Regions from separate parts of the Homo sapiens genome. Here region 2 is linked to region 1. The links are chromatin contacts, found by Hi-C or POLR2A ChIA-PET in ENCODE. All regions are on one chromosome and are shown on one strand. The core of a region is the stretch at or near the end of the contact, and the rest is flanking DNA. Distances in the headings are between cores, read along the strand shown.

Region 1 (3,298 bases), core at 235-2,734:
TCCTCTGCTTCACCGCTTCCCCCCTGGGCCGGTTCTGTCCCTGGCCCTTCCACTGGGACAAGCATTTCCACTGGGAGGGATCCGCGGGGGCACACACGTAGCTTCTCAAGGAATAATTCCCTTAAGTACATCGAAGAGCCCTGCGGGCCACAGGCGGGGAAGGCTGCCCACAAGACGGCCGCTTCCATCTTCCCACCGCCCGCCCAGGGAGAAGCCGGCCACGCGCCGGGCCTCTCGGTCAAGGCCACAGGGGCCGCGGCCGCTGAGCTGTGCGAAGTTGTGTGCAGCACACAGCACTCGGGACGGCGCTGGGCCGGCCAAACAAAAACATCCGCCGATTCCACTAACTACACAACCACCTGGCGACAGACCCTCAAAAACAGACACGGGCGGCCGCGCTTTCTGGGGAGACGGGGCCGCACCCCGCGGGGCAGGGGGTCCCGCTGCTACGGATTCTCAGAACTCCCGCGTCCGCTCACAAGAGCCGCGTTTCCCGTGAACTGCGCCTCAATCGTGTCACTCGTTTTAAAAGGCCCGGGGAAGCCTCGCGTTCGTCGCGAGGCGTCTCCCTGCAAACGCCCGGGGAGGCCGCGGTGCCGGTTCCCAAGCCCGGCCGCCGCAGGCCGCGCGGCTCCTGGGCGATCTCGGGGCGCGTCCCTGCTCACAGGGAGTTCCCGTCTTGGCAGAGCTCGGCGGGCCTGTCTGTTACATAAGGGGCGGCCCGGCCGGCTCGGCGGCTGCCCGAGGCCCGACCCGACTCGAGCGCGGACTCCGGGCAGGCGCCCGCGGCCCAGGCCGCCGAGACCCACAGCCCGACTCGGCCTCCCTCGACTCCCCGGCCTGACCTACCCGGTCTCCCCGCCCGGCCTCCCCGTCTTCCCGCCCGTCTCCCCGGCCGCCCGGCCCGACCTCCCCGGTCTCCCCGCCCGGCCTCCCCGGCATCCCGGGCTCCCGGCCCGCAGACAATGCGGAGCCGCCGCCGCCGCCGCCGCCGCCAAACATGGCGTCGGCACCACAACCCCGAGAGGCCGGGCCGAGGCGGCGGCGGCGGCCGGGCGGCCCGCGAGGCGGCGGGGAGGCCTCCCCGGCCAGGCCCCCGCCCACTCACCTTCGGGGCGCCGCGGCCGCGGGAGCCCGGCAAGCGGGCGGGCGCGGGGGCCGGCGCGGCCGAGGCGGTGCTAATGGCGCCCGCGGCTCCTCCGCCAACGGCCGCGCAGGCCGGGCCCCGCCGCCGCTCCTGGGCGCGGGCCCCTCTCGGCCGCGGCGGCTCCGGGCCCGGCAGCGGCGGCCGCGGACTCTCGGGCAGCGGCTCGCGCGGCGCGGGCTCGGGCTCGGGGCCCAGCTGGAGGCCCGGCTCGGGGGGCCCGGCCGGCGGGCGCGGGCGCGGGCGCGGGAGCGGGCGGCGGGCGGCGGGCGCGGGACGCGGGGCTGGCTCGGACTCCAGGGCCGGGTCGCTCGCTCGCTCCCCAGCGAAGCAAACAATGCGGCGAGCGCTCCGCCCGGCGCGCTGCGTGCGAGACGCGCCCCGCCCGCCGCCGCCATGACGCGCGGACTCCGCTGCCTCGGCCGCGCGCGGGGGAGGGGGCGCCGCGAGGAGCGGGGGCCAAAGGGGGCCCTGAGGCGGCGGGGACCGGGCTGGGAGTGGGGGGTCGGGAGGATGGAGAGTGGGGGCCCTTGAGTTAGGGAGGACCGGGCCAGAAGGTCCCTGAGGGGGTCAGGAGGATGGAGAATGAGGGGCCCTGAGGCAGGGGGACGTAGGCCTAGGAGTGGGGGGCCCCGAGGCAGGTGGGGAGCAGCCGGGAGTCGGGGGCTTTGAAGCAGGGGGGTACCGGCTGGGAGTGGGGGTCCCTGAGGCAGAAGGGCATTGGCCCAGGAGTGGGGTCGCTGAGGCAGGAGATGGCCCAGGAGTGGGCGGCTCTGAGGCAGGGGCTACCACCGGCCTGGAGTGGGGGGCCCACAGGCGGGGGGACGGGCCGGGAGTGGGGGTACCTGAGGCAGAAGGACATTGGCCCGGGAGTGGGGGGCCCCGAGGCAGGATGGGGGAGCAGCCGCCAGTCGGGGGCCCTGACGGGGGAACGGCCAGGAGTGGGGGTCCCTGAGGCGGGGGGGACCAGCTGAGAGTGGGAGTCCCTGAGGCAGAAGGCCATTGGCCCAGGAATGGGGGGCCCTGAGGCAGGGGGCGATTGGCCCACGAGTTGGTGGGGGCCTGAGGCAGGGGGCGATTGGCCCACGAGTGGGGGGAGGCCTGAGGCAGGGGGCGATTGGCCCATGAGTGGGGGGCCCTGAGGCAGGAGGCTATTGGTCCGGGAGTGGAGGTCCCTAAGAGGACAGAGGGGGCCCTGCGGGGGCACTGGGTGGGAGTGGAAAGGGCACTGGCCGGGACACGCGACTAGGTAGAGGTGGGTGGTGCAGCCGGGCTGGGGAGCCTCCCCTAGTGAGTGTCAGGCCCGGTGTGCAAGTAGTCCTGCCAGTGTGAGGGCCCTGCCGAGGCCGGCGTGAAGCAGATGCCCTTTAAGGTTGCAAGAAAAGGCCCCTGCGGGTGGGAGTTGAGAGGCCTGAGTCTCTGCCTTCACTTTGGCCTTTTGTGTAAACTCTAAAATTCAGTGGGGTCATAACAATTTTCACTCCAAGATTAAATCCCAAATGTTTTAAGGTGAGGCAGGAGCTCCTTGGTTTCCTTGAGAATTTGTGATCAGGACGATGGTGCTGTGGAATCCCTGGGTTCCAGCAGCACAGCCTGTGGCATCCAGGCAGGCCCCTCAGGAAGAGCAGCTGTCCACCCTGGGACAGACCGTCCCCACGGGGGCAGCCGAGCGGCCCCACTGCTCGGGGCACTGCACCAAACACCTTATTGGGAGTGGGGTGGCCTTGTTCGCCCAAGTGTCCCTGATAGGGGCCAGGCCCCACAGGCCTTTTCCTGGCCAGTCCTCATGCCCATGGCACCCAGTGTGTGGGTTGTGACGTGACGACTCAAGGGCAGGTAGGACCCCAGCCAAGGCCCCAGTGGTCAGTCCTGATCTAGGACTCCCTGCAGACACACCCTTGAGCTTAGGGGGTACAGGCCACTGGGGCCCTGACCTCTTCTGCACCAGACCCAGGAGCTTCGTGTCACCTCCATTCTACAGATGTCTGTTTACCTGTGGCCAAACAAGCAAGCTGAGCCCGAACGCTTCTCTCCTCCACCTCAGGGAAGCCAGATGGAAACCAAGCTGGAGGTTCTCCACAACACAGAGCAAAAGTAAGACACAGTCTCATGAAAGAGAAGATGAAAAGACACGAAACCCTTCACAGAAGAGGA
Region 2 (3,298 bases), core at 355-2,854, 110 kb after region 1:
GGCCCTGCCGGGAAGGGGGCGGTGCCGGAAGCGTCAGCTGGGCTTTCCCCGGCGGGCGGGGGCGGGGAGCAGATGGGGGCGCTACGAGGAGGTGGGGGGAGGGGACGCAATGGAGGTGCCGGGGGTGCGCTGAAGAGCGAGACTGGGGCAGGGGGATGAGGGTCTGGGAAGGAGCAGGTGTTGGGGACGGAGGGTGGGGGCGGGGAGTGGGGGCGCGGGGAGGAGCAGGGTGGGGGCGGAGGGGAGGATGGGGGTCCGGGAGGAGCAGGGGCGGGGACGGAGGGGAGGGTGGGGGTCCGGGAGGAGCAGGAGTGGAGGCGGAGGGGAGGGTGGGGATGTGGGAGGAGCAGGGGTGGGGCAAAGGGGAGGGTGGGGGGTTCAGGATGAGCAGGGGTTGGGGCGGAGGGGAGGGTGTGGGGGGTCCAGGAGGAGCAGGGGTAGGGGCGGAGGGGAGCCTGGGGGTCTGGGAGAAGGAGGGGTGCGGGGTGTGGGGCCTGGGGTGAGCAGGGGTGGGGGCGGAGGGGAGGGTGGGGGTCCGGGAGGAGCAGGGACGGAGGGGAGGGTGGGGGTCCGGGAGGAGCAGGGACGGAGGGGAGGGTGGAGGTCCGGGAGGAGCAGGGGTGGAGGGTGTGGGGCCTGGGCTGAGCATGGGAGGGGACCTGCAGCCCGTGCCCAGCCCCATAGGGACCCGCCCGCGCTCCTCCCCCGCCGCCCCGGCCCCGCGCTCCTCGTCGCTGGGAACCCCCTGCGGGAGCAATGACGATGAGCAGGACGATGGCTGTGAGGGCCCGGCCCGAGCTCTGGGGCGTGGGCCGGAGCGCGGTTGGCCTTGACCTTCTTGGAAAGCCCTTGGCGGCAGGTGACTCCGCTTAGTCACGGCCCCGGGGGCGGGGGCTCCCCGAAGGAAAGGAGCCCCCGCGGGAGCAGGCGCAGAATGAGATGCACGAGCGCCACCGCCGCCGCCGCACACCCCCCGCCCCCCCGGGGTGGAAGCCAGAACCTGCGTCCCCAGCTCCCCCAGGCCCGCCCACAGGGCGCCTGGCTGGGCCTCCGAGCTTTCCTGTTTTCTCTGCAGCCTGGCTGGGCTTAGGGAGAGGTGGGGGGTGCGCCTCTTGATGCTGGGGACGCGTGTGGCACAGGGAGCCGGGTGCAGCCAAGGCTTGGAGGGGTGCCCCCCGCCCCACCCAGGTCACACTTCACCCTTCGTGGGGTCGGGATCTGGTCTTTTTACAAGCTAGGCGCCCTCCCCCCTTTTTTTTTTTTTTTTTTTCTCAAAAATGATCACAGGGAATGAGCCTCAGCCAGGACAGCGGGCTATGAGGCTGCCTGTTGCCCCCACCAGCCTGAATTCTGGCAGGGCCCTTCTCCTCCACCCACAGCCCTCCATCCACACCCCTCCAGTGGCTCCAAGGCCCATCTGACTTGGCCTCAGTTCACCTGTTTACTTCAGGGACACCTGGTTATACTGCCAGAGGCAGGTTGGGGGGCCTGCAGGGCCGGCCTCTCTCAAATCCACTTCTGGCTCTGCGGTCCCCACAGCACTTCCTTACCCCTTCCCCATGCTGGAATCTGAGAACCAGATATGGGGGTCCTGGTCTCAGCATCCCTTTCCATCCGGGGTGCCCTGCTGCTGCCAGCTCACGTGCCCACCATCCCATCCTCCTCAGGGTCAGTGTGGCTGCAGAACGGCCTCCGGGGAGAGCAGGGTGGGGGCTGTAGCCTGGTGCACCCCCAGCCTGCTGTCCCAGGTGAATGCAGACCCCTGGCTCAGCTGCTGACCAGATAACAGTGGCCCTTGTGCCGAAGCCTGGGTGGGGGCTGGGGTACCAGCCCCGGGTGTCTCCGGGCACAGAATGGCACCCACCCCCACCCCACCCGCAGGCAGCGGCCAGCAGGAGACATTGTCCGTCCCCCTCAACCCTGGCTATTAATAGCTCCTCTGGGCTAGGAGCGGCTATAAATAGTCCCAGCCCCTCACACAGGCCCATTCAGGCACCCGCTGCCTGGGTGTGCACAGCAGCCACACTTGCGCTCACTCAGAGCTGTGCACGCGGGAACCGTGCCACTTCTGCCCCTCCACGCCATCTGCACTGCACAGATCCAGGCTGTCCCTGCAGCCCTCACTGGGTCTCCTGTGGCAGGGGAGGGCCCTGAACCCTCTGGAGGCTTTTCCCTTGCCCCCTCCCGCCACGCCCAGGGTCCCCTTGGGGCTTCTAGCTACTCTAGGGTCTTGCTCTGGGGCTTCTGGAAGTCAGATGCATTCACCCAAAGCCAGCCTGGGGCGGGGGGAGGTCCACCTGGAGGGAGGCCCAGCCCCTGCAGAGACCTAAGCCTGGCCTCTGCCCCAAGCACTGCTGCCTCGGGCCATGAGGCTCACAGGGTCTCCTTAGCCCAAGGCTGGTCCAGCCTCCCACCTGCCCTGTGGGGCAGACGTCACTGAATTCCCACTCCTTGCCCTGGAGGCCTCATTGCCGTCAACTAGGCTATGGCCCCCACTGTGACTCCCACTCCCAGGGTGACAGAATGGGCACCTGGTCCAGGAAAGCCTGCTCTGTGGACCCCCTACCCGTCCACACTGTCCACGCCCCATGGCTAGTGGTGACAGGAGACAGGATGGGGGGCATGGGGGCTGCTGTTATTGTGTCCAGAGGAGAAAAGGAAAACAATCCTGTTTACGGAAAAGGAATGTCCGTCCACTGCCGCCAGCCAGTGGCCTTCCTGGGGGGACAGAGGCCCTTTGTTGGGAAAACAGGAAGCGAGGATTTCCAGGATCTGCCAGGCCGCCCGCCGGCCACCCGCCCCACTTCCGCCAATTCTCGGCAGCCTGCGCTGGCCACCAGCTGCCCGTCGGTCCATCCACGTTTCTGTCTATCCGTCTGACCGTGGGGCCCAGGCGTACAGCCTTAGCACATCCTGCTCTATGTGGTGCCTCAGTCACACAGGGACAAACACCCACAGGGTCCTCGCAGGGCCTGGGAGGGCTGCCTGGGAGCTGAGACCCAAGGAGTGAGGACCCGTGCCCCACATAGGGAAGGGCAGTGCCAGACATGGAGAAGGCGGATGGGGCAGGGGCCACGGGCCAGGAACCGGGGAGGCGGGAACAGCCAAAGGGAAGCTGTGCCAGACTCTCCCCTCCCCACCCAAGAGCCAGGGATGGTTTTGGGGTTAGGGGTCACTGTGTCCTTACTACCCAAACCCACTTACAGTCCATGGCCCACGCGATGCTCGCCTGTCACTGACCCGGGACAGCATGGGCTCACTCGTGCATGAACACCAGACGTGTGTACACTCAGCGGAC

The links. Hi-C counts contacts between places; a loop is a spot of excess contacts on that map. ChIA-PET counts read pairs that join two places held with the same protein, here RNA polymerase II (POLR2A). Pooled maps may share reads with other maps.
Region 2: a pooled map shows a loop between it and region 1 (3-fold over the local background). The contact joins the enhancer-like site here to the promoter of BRD1 in region 1. A Hi-C loop is called at or near these places in 2 of 168 maps with a recorded cell type or tissue (B cell and CD4-positive, alpha-beta T cell), 3 of 37 single-sample maps with no recorded cell type and 8 of 50 pooled maps. POLR2A ChIA-PET finds 5 or more read pairs at or near these places in 8 of 52 experiments (GM12878, PC-9, activated B cell and 4 more).

What each region holds. Positions count from the first base shown.
Region 1 is chr22:49,826,389-49,829,686 of GRCh38, forward strand. It overlaps BRD1 (bromodomain containing 1), which reads right to left and starts at 1,485. Exons shown (of 13, transcript NM_001304808.3): 1 at 1,109-1,485. RefSeq lists an enhancer at 1-149 and silencers at 650-819, 1,550-1,619.
Region 2 is chr22:49,935,392-49,938,689 of GRCh38, forward strand. No RefSeq gene overlaps it. Among named protein-coding and RNA genes, the nearest start is that of CRELD2, 18 kb to the left of the region's middle. RefSeq lists silencers at 1, 490-784, 561-1,100 and an enhancer at 512-1,351. Within about 2 kb of position 1,605, at least 36 of the 41 ENCODE cell types and tissues checked have a DNase peak (open chromatin) inside an H3K27ac peak, as active enhancers do; they include B cell, CD4-positive, alpha-beta T cell and GM12878, where a contact is called at or near this core.